3 separate regions of the Homo sapiens genome follow, and regions 1 and 3 are each linked to region 2. The links are chromatin loops, found by intact Hi-C in ENCODE. Cell type or tissue: endothelial cell of umbilical vein. All regions are shown on one strand.

Region 1 (8,000 bases), 440 kb after region 2:
TACCTTCTCATGAACTATTTTTTTGCAATACAGTTTTTTCCTTAGCCACACATCTTTTTGGGTTAAATTTATGTAAATAAACACATTACAAAAACATTACAGGATACATTGCCTAGAATTTATTGTAATTGGCTTTGATGTTAATAAGGATTAAAAATAATATGGCAAGTCTGATCAATGAGAGTACTGTGCACCTGAAGCATATATGTGTCAGTACCATTGTTCTGGAAATTATGAAGAGGAACCAATCAAATGTACTTTAAGTATAGCTATCTGGAATGCTTGGGACCAGGTGTGTTTTAAAAATTCAGGTTTCAGATTGTAGAAAGGTAATATGCAGCATATACCACATAGATTGTGATATCTCCACTGGGATCAGATGCAGCATCCGGTGATCAAATAATATTAACATTTCTGCAGTGAAACATGAGTATTCACACTAAGAATAAGATGAGGACCATTAAAGGCCTTACACCAGTCAGGTGCAGTTTGGCTGCCCTGGGAGTTTAGGACTGTCTGAATACTGCCAAGTGAGTTTTATCATAATCAAGTGAATTATGATAAAACTTGATTTCGAGCTTTTTGGATTTTGCAGTTGCAGGCGTTGTAGGAATAGCACTGTCCTGTTGGGCGGCTGTCAGTTTTGCGCACCTCAGCTTACAGTGTCAACATACTTGGAACGTGACAGTTTGTATTTTCATTTTTTTTTATTATTATTATACTTTAAGTTCTAGGGTACATGTGCACAATGTGCAGGTTTGTTACATATGTATACATGTGCCATGTTGGTGTGCTGCACCCATTAACTCGTTATTTACATTAGGTATATCTCCTAATGCTATCCCTGACAGTTTGTATTTTCATAGTTCCTTTATCTCTTAGGATTTCTCCTGGCCTGGATCCAAAACACTGCATGGGAGAGGCCGCCTTGTGCCTCTAATCCAACAGCTGTGCTTAGCTAACAGCTCATGACAGTGTAGAGGGGCACAGGCAAGGCTGTAACTCCCTGAACCAGGTGATATGCAGCAGTTCAGGTTTTCTTCCTTCTGATCAAGTACCCCTTTGATGGAGTAAGTTCAAGAGATCTATAGTACAACACAGTGACTGTAGTTAATAACAATGTATTGTATTGAAAATAAAAGAGTAGATTTTAAGTGTTCTCAGTGTTGTAGAACCCCTAAATGTAGGTCCACGTGTTGGATGGGCAGTAAGCCAAATACTGACACATCAGTGCTTAGCAGCAGAGAAAGGTGTATTCATTTTTCCAAAAATGACATTGTGGGAGAGGCAATCGGTCAAATCCTACCTGCCTTTGAACGTAACTGGGGGTTTTTGTGAGTAAGGCAGCTGTGCAGGAGAATGAAATCCCCCAATGATCAAAGTTGTTTGTGTCCCGCAGCTCAATCAGACTTCTGGATGCCATCAAGGAGGTCTGCATGACCTAAGGATCATTGTTCTTTGAAAGGAAAACAAGTTCATTAATCTTACTGGCTGCCAGGGTTAGGATGCAAAGTTAATCAATTATTAGTGACTACCGTCTACCGAATGACTACGTGCAAGCAGTCATGCATGGAGGAAGAAAAGGACAAAGAGAAAGGAAAATAAGTAAAAAACAAACGTTTAATGATTTTGATAATATAGGCTCAGTTACATCACCACAAACATGATAAGTATGTCAGGTCATGCATGTCATAATTAGCTCAATTTCCACTTTGCCTACATATTTCAAAACATCATGTTGTACATGATAAATATGTACAATTTTTGTCAGTTAAAATAAATACATTAATTTGTTTTTAAAGAACTCCTTTGAAAACAGTATACCTAGTCCATATACCCTTTCGGCCTTTTCTTCTCCTACAAGGCTCAATGTATGCCCATGATTTATGTTTTCCCATCCATAGGTATTTATTTAACCTGGTTCCAGGAAAAAAAAATGCCTCTGTCGACGAAGCAAGTCAAACTCTGTAAAATATTTTAAGAGATTTATTCTGAGCCAAGTATGAGTGACCATGGCCTGTGACATAGCCCTCAGGAGGTCCTGAGAACATATGCCCAAGGTGGTCGGGGTACAGCTTGGTTTTATATATTTTAGGGAGGCATGAGACATCAATTAAATACATTTAAGAAATACATTGGGCCGGGTGCGGTGGCTCACGCCTGTAATCCCAACACTTTGGGAGGCCAAGGTGGGTGGATCATGAAGTCAAGAGATTGAGACCATCCTGGCCAACATGGTGAAACCCCATCTCTACTAAAAAAAATACAAAAATTAGCTGGGCATGGTGATGCATGCCTGTAGTCCCAGCTACTTGGGAGGCTGAGGCAGGAGAATCACTTGAACCCAGGAGGCGGAGGTTGCAGTGAGCCGAGATCGCGCCACTGCACTCCAGCCTGCGACAGATCAAGACTCTGTCTCAAAAAAAAGAAAAAAGAAAGAAATACATTGGTTTGGTTCAGAAAGGTGGGACAGCTCACAGCGGGGGCTTCCAGGCTATAGGTAAATTTAAACATTTTCTGGTTGACAATTGGTTGAGTTTGTCTGAAGGCGTGGGATCAATGGAAAGAAAATGTTCAGGTTAAGATAAAGGATTGTGGAGACCAAGTTTTATTGTGCAGAGGAAGCTCTCAGATAGCTGACTTCAGAGAGAGCAGGTTGTAAAATGTTTCTTATTGCACTTAGAAGGGTGCCTGGCTCTTAGCTGATTATCTCCTGGATCTGGAAAGGAAGGAAGGAAAACAAAGCGGGGAAAGGGGATTCTCTACAGAATGTGGATTTTTCCCACAAGAGACTTTGCAGGGCAATTTCAAGGTATGGCAAGGAAATATATTTTGGTTTTCTTTCTTTGCCAGTATCAGATTGGAAAGTAACTCTTGATATACAGGGTTAAATAAAACGCATCCGATGAGAATTTATGGTTTGTAGGGCATGAACTCCCCAGACCCCTTAGATAGGAATTTGGGCAAGATAAAAAAAAATCAGATCTTAGTCCTCACCTCTGCCTTAATTATCAGGAATGTTGAGTGAATTGTTTTGCTTCTCTGAGGCTCATTCAAAAGGGGAAGGTAATAAATTAGCCCCACCATTTGTCTCTGCCATGCCTTTGTTGGAACTATGGAAAAAACAAAACAAAACAAAAATCAGGTCTCCTTCTTGAAGCCATCATACTGCCATCTGCTGGGAAATGGTAATAACAAGTATAAACATTTATAGCTACTACAATTTAAATAGCACCTCCTGGAGTTGTTTGCATACAACCTGCAGACTTCTGCATTGAAGCCCTGGTGATAATGCCATGCCTCCTCTGTAGAATTGTGAGGACCAAATGGGATGGTAAATATGAAACTGTGTATAAGTCATAACATTTTATAAATTATTATTGTCCTGGAAACTGCCATCAGGTTTCGAGATGCCAAGAAGGTCCCCACTATCCCTGTGTATAAACGGTCAATACATAAATTATAAAAAGTATGGGAAAGGCAAGTGGTGGTAAGCCTGTATCTAAATTAGGGAGAGCTTTTTCTCAGAATAAATTAGAGTGAATATTTTACTGAATTGTATGCCTTCCTAGGTTATGGAATAAAATACAGGAATATTTTAAACTTAGCTAATCATGCTAAGTTTCACATAATACAGAAACATATACACAAAAAATACAGTAAGAAAACATTTTGATTCACCTCAGTCTCTATAAACTTGACAATAGTCCTTGATAGTGAATAGTTCAATGAGTGTCATCCTTTATTCATGAGAGAAGTTTTTCAGAGTATTATCGGATAAATTATTTTGGTTTTTTGGTGCCCTCAAGACCTCATTATTTCAAATAGGTTGTAATTGACATTTTCCAGTGGCAGTCAAATACCTTAATTAGTTTTATTAGAATGAAAATAAGTAGATTCTGTCTGGAAATACTAACTAAATTACTTAATCAATTTAAAGGTGTCCTGTATGCTTGTGCTGAAATTTCTGTCTTTGATAAATAGCCTCTAACTTTACATCTGCATAGAGTCAAACTAAGCAGGGGAAAACTCTTTGGATTTTTTTTTTCAGTATTATGCTGGGTATATAATTTCACATGTAGTATGAGAAAACAGTAATGTTTCTGTAAAACTAAAATTAATATATTCTGTTGCATCCTCATGGATGTGGAAGAAATATATTCATATTATGTTTTGATCCACTCTATTAAAGGCAATTTTAGTTTTTTCTATAATGATTGATGTTAAGTGGTGATGGTAATTTGCTATATGTCCCATAAGAGTTCAAAGCAATTTTTATATATTTGCTTAATTGGTTGCTGCTTATAACAACTGTATGGGGTAGAGAGTATTATTATCTTCATATTATAGATAGGGAAACTGAGGCATGACTGTGTTATGTCATTAGTTCAAGGTCAAAAATCTAGTAAGTGGAGTTGCTACACAGAGACAGTCGAACAAGTGAAATATTATCTCTGCTTAAACACTCACAGAATATTTATAGGATGACATTAATGAAAACAAGATTGGTTAGTTCTTGGGTTCTGAAACTTAAAGTGACAAGTATAATTATTTCCTAGTACAAAGCTGACAAATGGCTAAACTATTACAGATTTTATAGTTAGAGATTACAAACTAGCTGGGCGCAGTGGCTCATACCTGTAATCCCAGCACTTCGGAAGGCTGAGGCAGGAGGATAGCTTGAGGCCAGGGGTTTGAGACCAGCCTGGGCCACATGGCAAAACCCCATCTCTACCAAAAATACCCAGAAAAAATTAGCTGGGCACGGTGGTGCGTGCCTATAGTCCCAGCTACTAGGGTCGCTGAGGTGGGAGGATTGCTTGAGTCTGGGAGGAGGTCAAGGCTGCAGTGAGCCATGACCATGCCACTGCACTCCAGCCTAGGTGAAAGAGCGTGACCCTATCAATAAATAAATAAAATAAAAATAAATGGAATCATACAATGTGTGGTCTTTTGTGACTGGCTTCTTTCACTTAGCATAACATTTTAAAGGTTCGTCCATGCTGTAATATATCAGCACTTCATTTTCATTTCTTTCTGTTGTCAAATAATACTCCATGGTATGCAGATACCACATTTCATGTAACCATTCATCAGTTGATGGACACTTTAGTTGTTTGTTTTTTTAGCTATTATCAATAAAGCTGCTATGAACATTTGTGTACAAGTTTTCGTGTGCACGTATGTTTTAATTCCCGGGGGAGTTAATACTAGAGGTGGAAATGCTGGGTCATATGGTAATTCTATGTTTTACCTTCTGAGGAACTGCTAGTTTTGAAAACAAATCGAGTGTACCATTTTTTTATCCCCACCAGCAGTGTATGAGTGTTCCGATTTCTCCACATTCTCACTAACACTTGTTATTATGTGCCTTTTCAATCATAGCCATCCTGGTGGATGTGAAGTGGTATTTCATTATCATCTTGACTTGTATTTCCTTGATGGCTATGATGTTGAGCATCTTTTCATGTGCTTATCTGCTCTTTTATATCTTCTGTGGAAAAATGTGTATTCAGATTATTTTTTGACTGGGTTGTCTTTTTATTTCTGAGTTGAAAGTGTTCTTTACTGATTTGGATACAAATCCCTCATCATAAAAGTGATTTATGATTTGCAAATATTTTCTCCCATTCTGTGGGTTGTCTTTTCACTTTCTTGATGGTGTCCTTTGATGTACAAAGGAGTTTTTTTTTTTTTAAAAGAGATGGGTCTCACTATGTTGCCCAGGCTGGAGTGCAGTGGCTATTCATAGGCACAATCATAGCACACTGCAGCCTCAAACCCCTGGACTCTCCTGGCCTCAAGCAATCCTCCCACCTTAGCCTTCTGAGTAGCTGGGACTACAGGCGCATGCCACTATGCCCAGCTAAAAAAACTTTTTAATCTTGATGTGTCTAGTGTATTTTTTTCTTTTGTTGTTTGTGCTTTTGGTGTCATACAAAACTGTTGTCTAATCTAAGGTCATGAACATTCATGGCTAGGTTTTCCTCTAAGAGTTTTATAGTTTATCTCTTACATTTAGGTCTTTGATCCATTTTGACTTAATTTTTGAATATGATATGAGGAAGAGATCAACATTACTATTTTACACGTGGGCATCCAGTTGTCCCAGCACCATTTGTTGAAAAGACTATTCTATTCTTTCTTTCCCCTATTGAATTATCTTTGTACCCTTGTCCAAAATCAACTGGTCATAGATGTATATATGGGCTTATTTCTAGACTTTCAATTCTATTCCATTAATTTATATGTCTGTTTTTATGCCAATACTATAGTATCTTGATTATAGTTTTTTTGTAGCAATTTTTGAAATAGGAAAGTTTGCTAGTTCTTTTTCAAGAAGTTTCTTCAGGACTGTTTTGGCTATTCTAGGTCCTTTGCCTTTCCATATAAATTTTATGACCATCTTGTCAATTTCTGCAAAGAATCCAGCTGAAATTCTGTTGGAGTTTGCATTGAATATGTAAATAAATTTGGGTAGTATTGCCATCTTAACATTCAGTTTTTTGACCCAGAAACAGGGGCTGTTTATCCCTTTATTTAGGTCTTCTTTCATTTCTTTCAACAATGCTTTATAATTTTCAGAGTACAGATGGTCCTTGACTTGTGAATGTTCGTCTAGACTTTTTTATTTAACAATGGTGTTAAAGCAATACCATTTAGTGGAAACCATACTTTGAGTACCTATACAACTGTTCTGTTTTTCATTTTCAGTACAGTAGTCAATAAATTACATGAGATAGTAAACATTTTATTATAAAATAGGCTTTGAGTGGGGCTGGGCGTGGTGGCTCATGCTTGTAATCCTAGCACTTTGGGAGGCTGAGATGCGTGGATCATCTGAGGTCGGGAGTTCGAGACCAGCCTGACCAACAAGGTGAAACCCCGTCTCTACTAAAAATACAAAAATTAGCCGAGTGTGGTGGTGTGCGCCTGTAATCCCAGCTACTTGGGAGGCTGAGGCAGGAGAATTGCTTGAACCCAGGAGCCAGAGGTTGCAGTGATCTGAGATTGTGCCACTGCACTCCAGCCTGGGCAACAGAGTGAGACCCTGTCTCAAAAAAAAAAAAAAAAAAGGCTTTGAGTTAGATGATTTTTGCCCAACTGTAGGCTAACGTAAGTGTTCTGGACACTTTTAAGGTAGGCTAGACTAAGCTAGAATGTTTGGTAGGTTATGTGTATTAAATGCATTTTGGACATGATATTTTCTTTTTTTTTTTCTTTTTTGTTTGAGATGGAGTCTCACTCTGTTGCTCAGGCTGGAGTACAGTGGCATGATCTTGGCTCCCTGCAACCTCCACCTCCTGGGTTCAAGCGATTCTTGTGCCTCAGCCTCCTGAGTAGCTGGGAATACAGGCACGTGCCACCACGCCCAGCTAATTTTTTTTTATTTTTTATTTTTTAGTAGAGACGGAGTTTCACCATGTCGGCCTGGCTGGTCTCAAACTCCTGACCTCAGGCAATCCACCCGCCTCAGCCTCCCAAAGTGCTGGAATTACAGGCATGAGCCAATGCGCCTGGCCATACTTAGGATATTTTCAATTTACAATGGTTTTATTGAGATGTAACCCCATCACAAGTTGAGGAGCATCTGTATACATTTTGCACTTCTTTTTTTTTTCTTTTTTTAAAATTTTATTATTATACTTTAAGTTTTAGGGTACATATGCACAACGTGCAGGTTTGTTACATATGTATACATGTGCCATGTTGGTGTGCTGCACCCATTAACTTGTCATTTAGCATTAGGTATATCTCCTAATGCTATCCCTCCCCACTCTCCCCACCCCACAACAGTCCCCGGTGTGTGATGTTCCCCTTCCTGTGTCCATGTGTTCTCATTGTTCAATTCCCACCTATGAGTGAGAACATGCTGTGTTTGGTTTTTTTGTCCTTGCGGTAGTTTGCTGAGAATGATGGTTTCCAGTTTCATCCATGTTCCTACAAAGGACATGAACTCATCATTTTTTATGGCTGCATAGTATTCCATGGTGTATATG
Region 2 (8,000 bases):
CTCCGCCTCCCAAAGTGCTGGGATTACAGGCGTGAGCCACCGCGCCTGGCCATTTTTTTTTTTTTTTTTTTTGAGACAAAGTCTCATTGTGTTGCCCAGGCTGGAGTGCAGTGGTGCGATCTCGGCTCACTGCAACCTCCTCCTCCCGGGATCAAGTGGTTCTGCCTCAGCCTCCCGAGTAACTGGAATTATAGGCATGCACTACCACACCCAGATAACTTTTGTATTTTTAGTAGAGACAGGGTTTCACCATGTTGGCCAGGCTGGTCTCAAACTTCTGACCTCAAGTGATCCTCCCGCCTCGGCCTCCCAAAGTGCTGGGATTACAGGTGTGAGCCACCAGGCCCGACCAATGCTAGGTCTTTGCAGTGGGTCTCATATCATTCCACGTACACTGAGGCGCACTTGTTGCCAGAGACCAAAAACTTTACTGAGCACCCTTTCACCCCCAGCGCCCACTTGGCTGGGTCTATTTCCAATTCTTTTAGTCTCTGGGGCTGATGAAATGAAGATGGGAGGGTAGGGCAAGAGAAACAAGAAGAGCTAGCCAAGAAGATAGAAAATAATGATTTTCAGCTCACTGCCACCTCCACTTCCCGGGTTCCCGCGATCCTCCCACCACAGTGAAGTGGTGTCATTTGCCTGGGAAAATACCCAAGGTTCATTGTCTCATACCAAGGAAATCGAAGACACGGACACACAAGAGATGAGTAAGAGCAGAGGCTTAATAGGCAAAAGAAAGAGAAAAGAGAATAGCTCCCTCTCCTGCAGAGAGAGGGGTGCCCGAGTGGGTCTTCCAGTTCCATGGTGAGGTGCACGGGTTTTATAGACTGGCTTGAGGAGGCAGTGTCTGATTTACATAGGGCCCAAAGATTGGTTAGACCAGGTGTGACGTTTACATAGCTCACGAAGAAGCTGGCCACCCCACCTTAATCTTTTATTATGCAAATGGGTTTTCTACCTGGCCAGAGCCATGTTGCCTGTTCCTTACTGGACATGTGGTTGACAAAGAAAAGGGAAGATGGAGCTGCCATGTTGAACATGCCTAGCCCCCAGGTAACCTTTTCCTATTGTCACAGCTGCCGGCATTCACCCATGCAAGGTTCCAGCTTGCTTATCTATGTCTGCAGCTCAATTTTACAGGCTGACTTTTTCAAAAAGAAATGACTTGGGGACTGCTTTTCATTAAAAGGAAAACCTTACTGAGGACTTTCTTACCCTCACTATCTGCCTAAATCATTTCTTTTTAACTCCTATATCAATAGCCTCCCAAGTAGCTGGGACTATACGTGTGCGCCACGACACTCAGCTAATATTTGTATTTTTTGTAGAGACAGGGCTTCACCATGTTGCACAGGCTGGTCTTGGAACTCCTGAGCTCAAAGTGATCTGCCTGCCTTGGCCTTTGAAAGTGGTGGGATTACAGGCATGAGACACCATGCCTGGCCTTCAAAAAGTTAATCTAAAAATATATATACATATATCCCAGAAGGAGAAGCAGAAGGGTCAGATAGGTGAGAACCAGGGCTTTGAATATCAGAAAAACCAGGAAGAGATAATATGTCAAGTATGGAGTGATCAATACTCTCAAATGCCGTAAGAGGATTTGTGAGCAATTGAGAAAGCCATGGGATTTGTTCATTAGAATGCCACTGTGAGGCTCAACTGATGAATCTCAGTAGGGTGGTGAATGTAAAGGCTAGACTATGGGAGGTTATGGGGCTGGGAGGTTGAGAGAAGGAAAATCATATTTTATACTGTTCCTGAGACATTTAATGAAGGAAAAAAAGGAAACAAAAAAGCAACTTAAAGGTTAAGTCCCACAAATGAATTCTTCAAGTGAACTGAAGAGTAGCAAAACATGCCACTCCAAACATGCCACTTTGGCATATTGATTATTTTGAGATAAAGACAGTGAAAGGAAGGGAAATGGGATACTTCCCTGATTCCCCTTGCAGGACGTGCAACAGAAGTGTAGCTCACCTGTTCAGTTGCCTCACTGCTTAATCCCCTTGTGAGACAGAGAGCATGCAGACAGGCAGGTGCAGAGGCTGGGGTGAGCGCTCTGGGGTCTGGCCCGGCTGTAGTGTCTAGGAGTGGATGCCTGCAGCCCCAGCGTTACAAAGCTTTCAGCTTGGCCGCCCGAAGACAGCTTGAATGTTAACCAGCTTAATGGACCTTTTGCCTTTTCACAAGGGCAGAGGGCCAACATGATAGCTTGCTGTATCCCGAGCTCTTGTTCAGCGTCCTGGAAAAATCAGGTCACACACGGACTCAAAGGATGAATGCGAGGTTTTATTGAGTGGTGGAGGTGGCTTTCAGAGGGATGGATGGAGAGCCAGACGGTGGGTGGATGGAATGGGAAGGTGATCTTCCCCTGGAGTCAGGCCGCCCAGCGGCTGGACTCCTTTCCTACCGCCCCCAGCTGAACTCCTCTTGGCATCCAGACGTCTCTCCTCTTCTCTCTTTCCCTGCTGTGCTGTTCCACCGTCCATCTGCTGGTATCCTCCTCTACTCACCTGCTGCTCTGCTGTGGAGCTTGGGGTTTGCGGTTTACGTGGGGGCAGGATAGAGGGTGTGGAGGGACAAAAGGCAACCTCTTTGTCTTGAAAACAGGAATGCCTGTCCTCATTTAGGGCCGCAGGTCTTCAGGCTTGAAGGTGAGGTCTTTGCCAGGGATCCACCCTCTTCTAACCAGTATTTTCCCTGTCCCCTGTCCGTATCAGAAGCAGATGCAGATACAAGAAAACTTCTCTGCCTGCCCTCCATATTTGCCTAAAAGCAGGACATAATTTTTGTTTGTTTGTTTGTTTTTTGACACAGGGTCTCGCACTGTCACCAGGCTGGAGTGCAGTGGTGTAAACATGGCTCCCTGCAGCCTCAACCTCCTGAGCTCAAGCAATCCTCCCACCTCTGCCTCCCAAAGTGCTAGGATTACAGGCATGAGCCATCACGCCAGCCAGGACACAAATTTTTTTTTTTGAGACAGAGTCTCGCTCTGTCGCCCAGGCTGGAATGCAGGGGCGCAATCTCGGCTCACTGCAAGCTCCACCTCCCAGGTTCACGCCATTCTCCTGCCTCAGCCTCCCACGTAGCTGAGACTACAGGCGCCCGCCACCATGTCCAGCTAATTTTGTTTTTTGTATTTTTAGTAGAGAGGGAGTTTCACTGTGTTAACCAGGATGGTCTCGATCTCCCGACCTCGTGATCCACCCGCCTCGGCCTCCCAAAGTGCTGGGATTACAGGCGTGAGCCACCACGCCTGGTTCACCAGGACAAAAATTTTTAAAGGTGTCTGCCCTTCCCTTTCTACCAGGAAGGACCAAAGTTAATCACTGGAGACAACTGTAGATTCTTATCAGCCCAGAGATGACACCAGAGGAATCTACATTTCAAACTTCATTAACTAGCTCTTACCATCTATTAGTTCCCCCATTTAAACATATTTACTTTCCCACAATTTATCACCCTAGAAACTTAAAGTCGTTTTCCTTTGTATTATCATTTCTCTACAAATGTTCTTTCTTATGAAGCTAGAAAAAACTGAGGCATGGTTTAAACGTCAAATAATTTATCTGAGCCAAATGTGAGTGACTGCAGTCTGAAAACACTTCCAGGTTACCTTGAGAAGTGCTCCAGAAATCAAAAAAGAGACTCGGGCCTTAAAAGAAAAAAAGGATGAATCAGGAAAGGGGCGACTAGAAAAGTTGTTTTTCGCTAGGTCTGGGGCTTTGGGGAGGTGGGTTTCCCATTTGCAAAATGGAACTTTAAAAGTCCACGGCACCTAACATTTCCAAGCTCCTCTAAATCTTCCAGGAAGCACAGGAGATGCAGGGCAGATGGGAGCATTCTCATCCTGCAGATAAACAGGCCTGGGGTCAGCTGGGAGGTTGGAAAGGCAGGCACTAGAATACCAGGTACTGGGTGAGTGAAAGCACAGTGTGACCTGGCAAGGGAAGGGGAGGCGAGAGCAAAGCAGTTGCTGTCTCTCCAGTTTCTCCTTCACTAACCACCTCAGCCCAGGGCCTGGAAAGAAAAAGAACTTAAGGACTTCCACAGGCTGAGACTGGATGCTGAAGGTGGACAGTGGCTCACACACCTTCTTGAAGTCAAGTGGCTCCTCCCCTGCCCACCAGATGCCAAGAGGGTCTGTTGGACCCAGACCTGTGGTGACAGCTACAAGAGAAGGAGGAGACACCAAAGTTGAGTTTGCTTTATAAGTGACATTGCAGGCTGGGCTGCAGTGGGGGGGCAGGATGAAGATTCAGGCTGTACTTTTCAAGGGACCAAGGGCTTGGGATCCACATAGGCCTCCCACACCGTCAGATGTCAGCTCCATCAATACTGAAAGACAATAGGAGATGAGGTAGGGAGGGGGTGAGAACGTGGGGAGAGGGAAGGGAGGTGGTGGGAAAGAGAGGAAGGAAGAGGTGAGGAAAGGCAAGGAGGAAAGGGAAGGGAAAAAAAAGTTGTTTTTCAACTATTATGATCAGTGTGATCGTATCTAAAGCAGTCTTGGAGTCAGGAGACAGGCTGTAATTGTTTAAAAGGTGGCCTGTTCCTGGGGACTTCCCAGCTCAGCAGGAAGCAGTCACAGATGTTTTGGCAGTTGTTTAGCCAGGAAGTTCTCTGCTTAAGACATGCGTGGGGTGGCTGGGCGCCGTGACTCATGCCTGTAATCCTGGCACTTTGGGAGGCAGAGGTAGGGGGATTGCTTGAGCCCAGGAGTTCTAAACCAGCCTGGGCAACGTAGTAGGACCTTGTCTCTATAAATAAATAATTAATTTAATTTTTTTTTTAAAAAGACAGGCCTGAGGTCCAAACCGAAATGGCCTCCCGACTCCATTTTATGTGCTTTGACTAACCCGTCACTGTTTCCCTTCATCATTTTGTTAAGATGCTGGACAAGCCCCAGTTCTAGCCACCCTTTTTAGTTACTCATCACTGAATGCTCCCATGTGTATACAGGCAGCACATGTTAAAAAACTTTTTCGGCCAGGCGCGGTGGCTCACGCCTGTAATCCAGCACTTTGGGAGGCCAAGGCGTGCGGATCACGAGGTCAGGAGATCGAGACCATCCTGGCTAACAAGGTGAAACCCCGTCTCTACTAAAAATACGAAAAAAATTAGCTGGGCGTGGTGGCGGGCGCCTGTAGTCCCAGCTACTTGGGAGGCTGAGGCAGGAGAATGGTGTGAACCCAGAAGGCAGAGCTTGCAGTGAGCTGAGATGGGGCCACTGCACTGCACTCCAGCCTGGGTGACAGAGCAAGACTCCGTCTCAAAAATAAATAAATAAATAAATAAAAATAAACTTTTTCTTGGCCGGGCACGGTGGCTCACGCCTGTAATGCCAACACTTTGGGAGGCCGAGGCGGGCGGATCACCTGAGGTTGGGAGTTCGAGACCAGCCTGACCAACATGGAGAAACCCCATCTCTACTAAAAATACAAAATTAGCTGGTCATGGTGACGCATGCCTGTAGTCCCAGCTACTCGGGAGGCTGAGGCAGGAGAATCACTTGAACCTGAGAGGCGGAGGTTGCGGTGAGCTGAGATGGCACCATTGCACTCCAGCCTGGACAACAAGAGCGAAACTCCGTCTCAAAAAATAATAATAATACAAATAAAAAAATAAAAAATAAATAAAATAAAATAAAAACGTTTTTATCTTGTTAATCTGTCTTTTGTCAATCTAATTTACAGGGCCCAGCCTGTAAATCTAAAATGAGTAGAAGGAAAAAGAATTTTTCCCCTCCTGGGCAGAACACTCTTGGGCACGTGAGCCTTGGCTTCTTAACCACATATCTGAGCAGCCAGTGTGGCAGTGGTGAGTGGCAGTGGAGAGACTCCAGGAAGCAGCCATTTCCCTATCCTGGGTGCTTCCTGTTTCTGTCTAATGCTACACATAGTCCATGGTTTCAGTATGTTGTATGTGTTTGATTGTCAATCCCTGTAATTACATCCTACCTAAAATATGCATTTTTGTTCCCGGAACCAAGCCGGGTCCGGCTGCATTTTCTTGAGGCCCAATAACGAGAAGCAGACAGACTAGGAAAGAAGGGAATTTATTGCTGTAACCAGATACAGGCAGAAGGCTGGAGATAATTCCACCAGGCCAACTCAAAGTGTCAACAATTGTCTTAGTGTTTATATAGGTTGGGGTTATGCGCCTGTGTGCAGTGTAGCATTTGCCTAAGTCTACTGGTAACTAATTTTGTTTCAACTAGAAGGTCAGAGGCAAAAATGCTTTCTAAGTCGGATTAAGCTGTGAGCGGCCCAGTACCTACAAGGCCTGTCTACTGTGGTACCAGAGTGATTATTTCTATCTTATCTGCTTTACAGCTTGGTCTGGAGGGCTGCCTTAGACTCTCCAATGAATCTATTCGAACAGCTGCCTCTGTTACCTTGACTGTCTCAGATTTCGTTGACCCGAGACGGGTCCTGGCACTAGGAATGAAAGACTGTCTCTATTATTTTGGTTTGCTCCAGGTTAGGGAGAAGCCCACGCAAGGCTCCTACTGACCATATGTTTCATTTCTAGCTTTGCTGTCTGGGCACCAATTTCCCTAGGTTTAACTATTTGCTCAATGTTAAGGCAGCTCTGGGGAAATTCGTCTGTGTAACTGGGGTGCTATGCAGGCCTGTCTGTTTGACTGTCATGCAGGTCTGTCTGTGTGATCATCAGGGAGAATCGGCCGGCCACATTTTCAATCTTTCTCCTCTTCTGGAAAAAATAACCACTCAGTCTTTAGCGTCAGCTCACCCTTCAGGGTTTGACACCTGGAGCAGCAGTCAAAGAAGCTGAAAACACGACCTTCCTTTCTAGGTGTTAACTTTAGCCACTGTGGTAGATGGTCCAGAAAGATGACCACTGCTAATTCCTTTCCTCCCTGAATGTGCATACTGTTGCAGCCATCAGAGGCGGAGTCGGTTTCCTTCCCTTGAATTCCGTCTGGTTTTGCGACTTCCCTTGACTAATAAACAGAATGAGGTGGAAGTTAAAGGGAATCACAACCCACCCTATGGTACAATGATTCTTTTAAGACATTCAAGTTATAGATGCAGAAAGAAGCCTCTTCTGAGCTTCCCTTATCTGACTATAGGCAGGGCCTTTGGAGAATGAAGCTGCCATAAATCCCCTCTCTGGGGGAGCTTCCAGCCAGGAAGGAGCCTGACTGTTAGCACCTGGGTGAGAAATTGCATAAACAAACATTATCATAAACTGTAATACCTGCCATTGGTTTCCCTAAAAGCCCATTTGTACTTCCCACAGAAGCTCTAGCTTTCCCGCTCCTTCTGCCTATTAAATTGTTGTTGTAATATACCCTTACCCCTAGCTGTTCAGCAAGCTACTGCTTTCTAATGCTGTCACATGTATGAATATAAAGCATGTTCTTTTTCCCTCTAGTTAAACTGTCTAATGTCAGGAAATTTGCAGGCCCACTTCCTCCCCCCACCACCACTTGAACCTAATTTAGTGATGGAAAGGTTTTATTCCCAGTATAGTTGTGTTTTATGTTCCTGTTCTAGGCTTAAATTTTCAGGGGCCTGGAAGCTTCCATTTTTGTTTCAGGAAGCTAGATGCTATGCTTTGAAGAAGCTCAGCCAAGACAACTGGAAGAGAAGAGACTACATGGAGAGAGAAAGGCCACGTGGAGGACCACTGGGGCTCCACGCATTGAGTGAAGCCTTTTTGGACTTTTGAGCCAGCCAACTAATAAGAAGTAAAACCAACACTGTGGAGTGGCAAACAAAAGAAAATGCATTTTAATCTGGGTCTCAGGAATTGCAATTGGGAGACACAGATCCAGCAAATAGGAAAATCATGTTCCGTCTTGGTGAGATTAGGCAGAGGCTTAGAAGGACTACTGTGAGTTTACACATCTGGAAGGTTTTAGCATAGTTCATAATGGATGATGGCTGGTTAACAATTTAGTACGTCTTTGATGATCAATCTAGTTCAGCATAGCTGTCTCTTGTCGGTAAAAAAAAAAAAAAAAA
Region 3 (8,000 bases), 120 kb before region 2:
ACCAGCCTGGGCAAAATAGTGAGACCCCCATCTCCACAAAAATTTAAAAATTAGCCAGCTATGGGTGGCATGCACCTGTAGTCACAGCTATTCTTAGGAGGCTGAGGCAGGAGGATCACTCAAGTCCAGGAGTTCAAGGCTGCAGTGTGCTACAATCACACCTGTGAATAGCCACTGCACTCCAACCTGGACAACGTAGTGAGACCTCATCTATAATAATAATAATAATAAAGCAGCAAATGATATATGAATTCAGAGTTCAGGGAAGAAAACAGGGCTCTAGGTATTCATTTGGGAATCCGTAACATGCTTGTCATAAAGCTATGGGACTGACTGAGATTAAATAGGGAAAGAATGTACACAAAAAACAGAAGAGCATCAAGGACCCAGCTCTAGAGAGTCCTAATATTTAGAAGATGAGGAGAAAAAAGAGGCAGGTACTAGCAAGGAGATTGAGAAGAAGCAGCCAGTGATAAAGAGGGGAAACAGTGTGGCTTCAGGAAAACTTCAAGAAGAAAGTGTTTCAAAAAGAAAATAATGGTCAGCTACTACTGAGAAATTAACTGTGATTTGGATAGAGAACAAATCATTAGATTTGGCAAGATAAAGATGGTTGGCAAGCTTGATAGGGGATGTTTTGTGGCAGATGGCAAGTGTCGGTGGCTTTATCCAATTCTGAACAGGATATTTGCTAGCATGCACACAAGACCGTAATTCCTCTTTCATAATGAATGCTACTAATGTTACACAATGTCAGATGAGTCACTTGACAATGTAATTTTCCAGTAGCAGTGTGTTTTGCTTTCTCTCTGAGCATATTTTGAATAATTTCACATTAGGTTTTTACAAACCTTTTGACAGCAGTAAGAACTGTCTGTTTTAGGATATAAGAAGTGCAAATCTGAATGGATATCTAGTTTTGGCCTCTTTCTGACTTTAGCAAAAGAATTATTTAATTTTTTACTATGCTGTTTTGTTTTAGAAATGAAAAATTTAATTGGTTTACCAGTGCTCAGTGTTTTGTTAGAAATCAAAATGAAGGTCGGGCGCGGTGGCTCACGCCTGTAATCCCAGCACTTTGAGAGAACGAGGTGGGTGGATCACAAGGTCAGGAGATCGAGACCATCCTGGCTAACATGGTGAAACCCTGTCTCTACTAAAAATACAAAAAATTAGCCGGGCCTGGCAGCGGGCGCCTGTAATCCCAGCTACTCTGAGGCAGGAGAATGGCGTGAACCTGGGAGGTGGAGGTTGCAGTGAGCCAAGATCGCGCCACTGCACTCCAGCCTGGGCAATAGAGCGAGACTCCATCTCAAAAAAAAGAAAAGAAAAAAAAAATCAAAATGAAAGCATCATTAACTTCATGTCAAAACTTGACAGACTTACTTAAAAGATAAACATGGTGTAAAAAAAAGAGTAGCTGGATTGCTCATTTTCAGATATCCACTTTCATACTTCTATTCACATTTTTCTTTACTTGTTTCTATAAAATTATCATATTCACCTATTTCCTCAGTGAAAATGGGGCTCTTGTTAATTTTTTATATTTGTGACATTCTCTACTTTAATATTCACATTACTATTTTCATCACTATGTTTTGGTTTAGTGAAATACTTTCAAAGTCCTCGATAACATTTTTTTCTATAAATTTTTTATTTTTTAATTATCCGGGCATGGTGGCTTCGCCTGTGGTCCTAGCTACTTGGTAGGCAGAGGCGGGAGGATCACTTGAGCCCATGAGGTCGAGGCTACAGTGAGCCATGATCACGCCACTGCATTCCAACCTGGTCAACGTACGTAGCAAGACCCAGCAGTGTTGTCTTGAGCATGTCACTTAACCTCTCCAAGTCTGTTTCCTCATCTTTCCTTTGCAAGCACAGCAAGTCCCTGTAATAAGATAGGCACAACTGTCTGATCCAGGTAGGCACGAGTTGGCAAAGACTGGAGATCTACCTTCTGCTTTGATGACTTTTCTGCATTAATCTTCTCATTTTCTACTATCCTCTGGCCAGGCACGGTGGCTCACCCCTGTAATCCCAGCACTTTGGGAGGCTGAGGTGGGCAGATCACGAGGTCAGGAGATAGAGACCATCCTGGCTAACACACTGAAACCCCGTCTCTACTTAAAATACAAAAAATTAGCCAGGCATGGTGGCCGGCGCCTGTAGTCCCAGCCACTTGGGAGGCTGAGGCAGGAGTCCATAACATTTTTTTAAACATTGGCGATATAAGGCCACACTGGTAACCACATGAAAAATTAAAGTGTTGTGAAAATATTTTAAACCAAGATGACTTTTACCTGGTAAATTTTTTTTTTTTTTGAGACGGAGTCTCGCTCTGTCACCCAGGCTGGCGTGCAGTGGCACCATCTCGGCTCACTGCAACCTCCGCCTCCCAGGCTCAAGCGATTCTTCTGCCTCAGCCTCCCGAGTAGCTGGGACTACAGGTGCGAGCCACCACGCCCAGCTAATTTTTGTATTTTTAGTAGAGACAGGGTGTCACCATATTGGCCAGGCTGGTCTCGAACTCCTAGACCTCGTGATCTGCCCACCTTGGCCTCCCAAAGTGCTGGGATTACAGGCGTGAACCACTGCGCCCGGCCTTACCTGTTAAATTAATGTTAGTGGAAACACATTGCCAAACTCAATTTTTCAAGTACATGTATCTTCAAAATACAAATATACTTCAAAGCTACTGTACTTTGAAATATGTTATCTTCAAAAATGACATTATCACTAAGAATATAGGAAGCCTTAAGAATTGAATATGGTGGTTCAAAATTAGTATTTTTCCTCTTTGTAGGGGAAATCACCCAAAAGTAACAATCAGAACTGTTACCACCTGACTGGTTCTTGCCCACTGCACAGATAAAACCAAAACACTGAGCCAGCAGGAGTTGCAGCAGAGAAAGAGTTTGATTATTGCAAGGCAATAGAGTGAGGAGGACGGGATACATTTCCCAGATCCACCTCACCAAGAATTCAGAGGCTAAGGTTTTTAAGGATGATTTGGCAGGTAGGGCATTAGGAAACAGATGTTGTGGATTGGTTGGGGGATGAAATCATAGGAGTGTTGAAACTGTCTTCATGTGCTGAGTCATTTCCTGCAGGGGAGTGGTCAGAGGACCGGTTGAGTCAGTTCCTTTGTTGCAGTCACGGTCACTGTTCAAGCTGGTGTCAGTTGATTCACCTGAAGGCAAAGTCTGAAAAATATCTCAGAGATCAGTCTCAGGTTTCACAATAGCGCTTGTGACTGCCTGTTACATAACTCCTGAGCAATAAGCAATTATAGAAAAGCAAACAAGAGAACAATGATGGGCTATCATTCAACTACGCCTACAGCTTAAGAGGTGAGCTCCCTGGTGATTGAAACTGCTTGCACTCCTCAGTTGATCCAACTTCTGGAAAATACAAAGGCAGTCTGCATGACTTAAAGATCATTGTTTCTTTTTCTTTTTTTTTTTTTTTTTGAGACAGAGTCTTGGTCTGTCGCCGAGGCTGGAGTGCAGTGGCACAACCTGGGCTCACTGCAACCTCCGCCTCCTGGGTTCAAGCGATTCTCCTGCTTCAGCCTCCCGAGTAGCTGGGATCACAGGCATGTGCCACCACGCCTGGCTAATTTTTTGTATTTTTAGTAGAGGCGGGGTTTCACCGTGTTGGCCAGGCAGTGGCTCAATGCCTATAATCCCAGCACTTTGGGAGGCAGAGGCTGGCAGATCACCTGAGGTCAGGAGTTCGAGACCAGCCTGGCCAACATGGTGAAACCCCGCCTCTACTAAAAATACAAAAAATTAGCCGGGCGTGGTGGCACACGCCTGCAATCCCAGCTACTCGGGAGGCTGAGGCAGGAGAATTGCTTGAACCCGGGAGGCAGAGGCTGTAGTGAGCTGAGATCGCACCACCGTACTCCAGCCTGGGCGACAGAGCAAGACTTCATCACAAAAAAAAAAAAAAGGACTATGTTACGTAATCATGCCTGGTAGATGAAAATGTCAAAGGGAAAGAAAGTAAGTGTAACAAACATCTATTAGCTGTGCCTCTATTTTAACAAAATTTAGGCCTCTCTAAATTACAAAGTAAGTGGAATGGTTGAGTGTGGGAGGGCATTAGGGGTGCAGATTTTAGAAGTATTTTATTAGATTTAGGGTTTGGGATTAGATTAGATGAGGGGTAATAAATGATTGCTAGGGAGAATGACTGGATCAGGGAACAGAAATTAACTTGTAGGTAGTTCTCTTTGGAATTTAAATGATCCTTGGAGAGAGTCAGTCATTATCTTGAAAAAGGGTCTGTTTAGGTGTGGTTACATTTTCGGTCTTACAGATGTTACCAAAACACCCAAGATTCAGTCTAGGTCCTGTTGCTCCCCTCACAGAAAGCCAATCATTAAGACAATGAGTATTGCCAGGGAAGAAGGCTGTAATCCAGTGCTGCAGCAGAGGAGATGGGAGATCAGTCCCAAATCCAACTCCCTGACTGTCTAAAATTTGGGATTTGTATAGCAGGGAAGAAATGTAACTATGTGTGGAAAAACGGGAATTTTAGGGAGGGGTAAGGAAGAGAAAGGGGTCAACAGGAAGCAGGCAGTCATGATTGGTGAGGCGTCTGGCTCCCTTTGTCCAGATGTGATGATCTGGTAAGTTTCAGCTCCTTGATACTGTCTGGGAGGACTGATGGTTTCTTTTCTGAGAAAGCAACTCAGATAAGACAGATGTAATTTTCTCAAGTTTTAAGACCAGGAGGATAAATTTCTATGTTTATTAAAAAGAACCATAAACATCACCTCTACAGGACAATTGGGCAGGTTTCCCAGGGAAGGGAAGAAAACTATTGTTCTCCTTGGTGGGTCTGGAGCTTAGGCAGGTAAAGGAACTTGAGCCTCTTTGGAAGAGCTGGTGAGGGGTGGGTAGATCAGAGAGACCTTGAGTCTTCTTAGTTCAGGATGTAAACATGCCATATTTTGGGGAATTGGTTTCTAAGCCTCAACATTACAGACAGGAATGAAAACCGACCTTGTCTGGAGGAGAACTTTCCAAGTTTGGTACAGAGGACTCCCACAGATTATGATGAAGCCATCAACTCACAAACTGGATTACCAAACACACAAGAAGGCAATCACTGTGAGAGTCAGCAGAAACAACTGATTTAGATTTCTCAAATATTTCTAGTATTAGAATTATAATTACATATATACGACATAAAACAGCTGTGTATGAAGTGTTTAAAGAAGTATATAATTTAAAAAGTGAGCCTTCAACTAGAAACAGGAATGAACAGAAACATTTTGGAAACAATCCAAAAAGAACCAGGAATTAAAAATATAATGGGGTGACTCACATCTGTAATCCCAGCACTTTGTGAGGCTAAGGCGTGTGGATCCTTTGAGATCAGGAGTTTGAGACCAGCCCAGTCAACATGGCAAAACCCCGTCACTACAAAAATACAAAAATTAGCCAGGCATGATGGCACATGCCTGTAATCCCACCACTTTGGGAGGCCGAAGGGTGGATCATTTGCGGTCTGGAATTCAAGACAAGCCTGGCCAACATGATGAAACCCCATCCCTACTAAAAAGACAAAAATTAGTCAGGTGTGGCAGTGTGCGCCTTATAATCCCAGCTGCTTGGGAGGCTGAGGCAGGAGGTTGCAGTGAGCCGAGATCGCACCACTGCACTCCAGCCTGGCCACAGAGCGAGACTTCGTCTCAAAACAAAAAAAAAAAAAAAAAAAAAAAAAATGAGGTCGGGGATGGGGAAGTGGTGGTAGGAACTCAGTGGAGGGATGAACTAGCAGATTAGATAACTCAAGTGAGAATTTGTGAACCAGAAAATATATCTAAATAACTGATCCAGAATGCACAGGGAGAAACAAGGAAATGGAAAATATGAAAAAAAGGTTAAAAGATATGTAAGATAGGATGAGAATGAGACAGGATAGTTCATAGTTCAAGGTCAAGTCTTGACCTTGACCCCCTTTGTGGGCAGGAACTGGAGTGGCTTGTTTCACTCAGCCTGCAGTCCGTGGATGGCTAAGTGTTAACAGCCCAGGCTGACAGCCTTCTGCACCTGCCCTTCTTGACACCCGAATTCTTATTCAGAGTCCAGGAAGAATCAGGTCACATAAACTTTTTGAAGGGTAGTGTATATGGAAGATTTTACTGTGTGATAAAAGTGGCTCTCAGCAGGATGGGGAATTGGAAAGGGGATGGTATGGGAAGAAACTGCTCTTTCTCTGAAGCCGTGTCTATCTGTAGTTTCCGATGCTCAGCTGCATGTATTCCTGATGCTCAGCAGCTTGTATCCCCGACCACTTGCATCAGCTGCTGAGGTTGCTCTTTTTCTTCCTTTTGTTCTGCTAGCTGGTCTGGTATTTATAGGCATATGACAGGGGGTGGAGCGGGCCAAAAAAGCAATCATTTGGGTGGAAAAAATGGGGTCAGCTGTTTCACTTAGGACTGAGGTTCCAGGCTTGAGGGTGAAGTTTAGCCTGGAGCCCAGCAGTTCTGCATCAAGAAGATTTAACATACACTTAGTTTCAATTAGAAAGATAGTGAGAAAAGAGTAGAGGCAATGTGTAAAGAGATAATGGCTGTGAATTTCCCAGAACTGGTGAGAAGCATATACCCACAGATCTTGAAAGCAAAGAAAAAAAAAATAAGGAAACAGGGAAACAAATTTAAAATATAATTTTTAAAAAATTGCAGAGAAAAAGGAAACGAGTCTAAAAATGTAAAATGGCATATTACTAAAAAAGATTCCAAGTAGTCAAGAGCAATCTATGTCCTGATAAAATTATTAGATTTCAAAAAGAATTATTTAAAAGCCAGAGAATAAATCACTTATAATGAGAAAAACAGGCTGATTTCAGATTTCTCCACAGCATTTGTTCTTAGAAGACATTATGTATACATACCAATAAAATCCTCCAGCAAAGAGATGTGACCCAGGAATTTTGTATGCAGTCAAACTGTTGCTTAAATATAAAGGTAGGTGGTGTGGTGCCTCACGTCTCTAATTCTAGCACTTTGGGAGGCTGAGGCAGGAGGATTCCTTGATCCCAGGAGTTCAAGACCAGCCTGGGCAACATGGTGACACCTTGTCCCTAATAAAAATAAAATTAAAAAAAAATTTAGCCAGGCATGATGATGCATGCCTACAGTTCCAGCTACCTGGGAGGCTGAGGTGGGAGGATCGCTTGAGTGCAGGAGATTGAGGCTGTGGTGAGCCATGGTTGCACCACCACACTCCAGCCTAGGTGACACAGTGAGACCCTGTCTCAAAACAAGACAAAACAAACACACACACATATATATATTTGTTTATATACATACATATGTATGTATGTATATAAAGCCAAAGAGTTTTGAAAACACAACATCTTAAGGGTATTGTTTGTATTAACTCACATGAAGAATCCACCAATGGACAAATGTTGTCAAACCAGAGATGACTAGAAAGCACTGGGTAGATAGCATAAGCGCTGCTGGTAAATTGGCTTAAAACTAAAATAAATGTGGGATTGTTGTTATTAAACAGAACAAATATACACATTAAGAAACATAATATAATTAACAAAAATTGAGAAGTTGTAGAGAGAAAAAGGAGGTGGAAGGAAGAAGAAAGCTACTAATTTAATTATTAGCAATTATCAGAATAGGGCATTGATAATAGTGGTTAAAGAAAGAAGATCAGGGCCGGGCACAGTGGCTCATGACTGTAATCCCAGAACTTTGGGAGGCCGAGGCAGGTAGATCACAAGGTCAGGAGATGGAGACCATCACGGCCAACATGGTAAACCCCGTCTCTACCAAATACAAAAATTAGCTGGGCCTGGTGGTGTGGCACACACCTGTAATCCCAGCTACTCAGGAGCGTGAGGCAGGAGAATCGCTTGAACCTGGGAGGAGGAGGTTGCAGTGAGCCAAGATCGCGACACTGCCCTCCAGCCTGGGTGACAGAGCGAGACTCCATCTCAAAGAAAAAAAAAAAAGAAAGAAGATC

The links. Hi-C counts contacts between places; a loop is a spot of excess contacts. Peaks named below come from ENCODE experiments on the same cell type or tissue, not always from the same donor. Only the 100,000 strongest peaks of a DNase experiment are listed, where the experiment ranks them.
Region 1: a loop joins it to region 2, with 3 times the contacts of the local background. A loop is called at or near these places in 3 of 110 quality-filtered maps.
Region 3: a loop joins it to region 2, with 7 times the contacts of the local background. A loop is called at or near these places in 4 of 110 quality-filtered maps.

The regions. Positions count from the first base shown.
Region 1 is chr12:32,309,078-32,317,077 of GRCh38, forward strand. All of the region lies in intron 4 of BICD1 (BICD cargo adaptor 1), which reads left to right. Among named protein-coding and RNA genes, the nearest start is that of FGD4, 86 kb to the right of the region's middle. In endothelial cell of umbilical vein, a CTCF peak has its summit at 3,178 (motif pointing left); a DNase peak (open chromatin) is centred at 3,174; H3K27ac peaks cover 385 bases.
Region 2 is chr12:31,870,921-31,878,920 of GRCh38, forward strand. It overlaps LINC02422 (long intergenic non-protein coding RNA 2422), which reads right to left. Exons shown (of 2, transcript NR_135029.1): 2 at 6,049-6,973. Among named protein-coding and RNA genes, the nearest start is that of LINC02422, 12 kb to the right of the region's middle. RefSeq lists an enhancer at 4,495-4,789. In endothelial cell of umbilical vein, no CTCF peak of the experiment used is centred here; a DNase peak (open chromatin) is centred at 4,581; H3K27ac peaks cover 1,603 bases.
Region 3 is chr12:31,746,236-31,754,235 of GRCh38, forward strand. LOC105369724 (a long non-coding RNA gene) reads right to left here. Exons shown (of 4, transcript XR_931501.3): 2 at 6,913-7,101; 3 at 5,013-5,118; 4 at 2,898-3,203. Among named protein-coding and RNA genes, the nearest start is that of AMN1-AS1, 21 kb to the left of the region's middle. RefSeq lists enhancers at 2,385-3,584, 2,571-3,156, 2,879-2,948, 2,969-3,148, 3,000-3,294 and 1 more. In endothelial cell of umbilical vein, no CTCF peak of the experiment used is centred here; DNase peaks (open chromatin) are centred at 676 and 3,186; H3K27ac peaks cover 4,164 bases.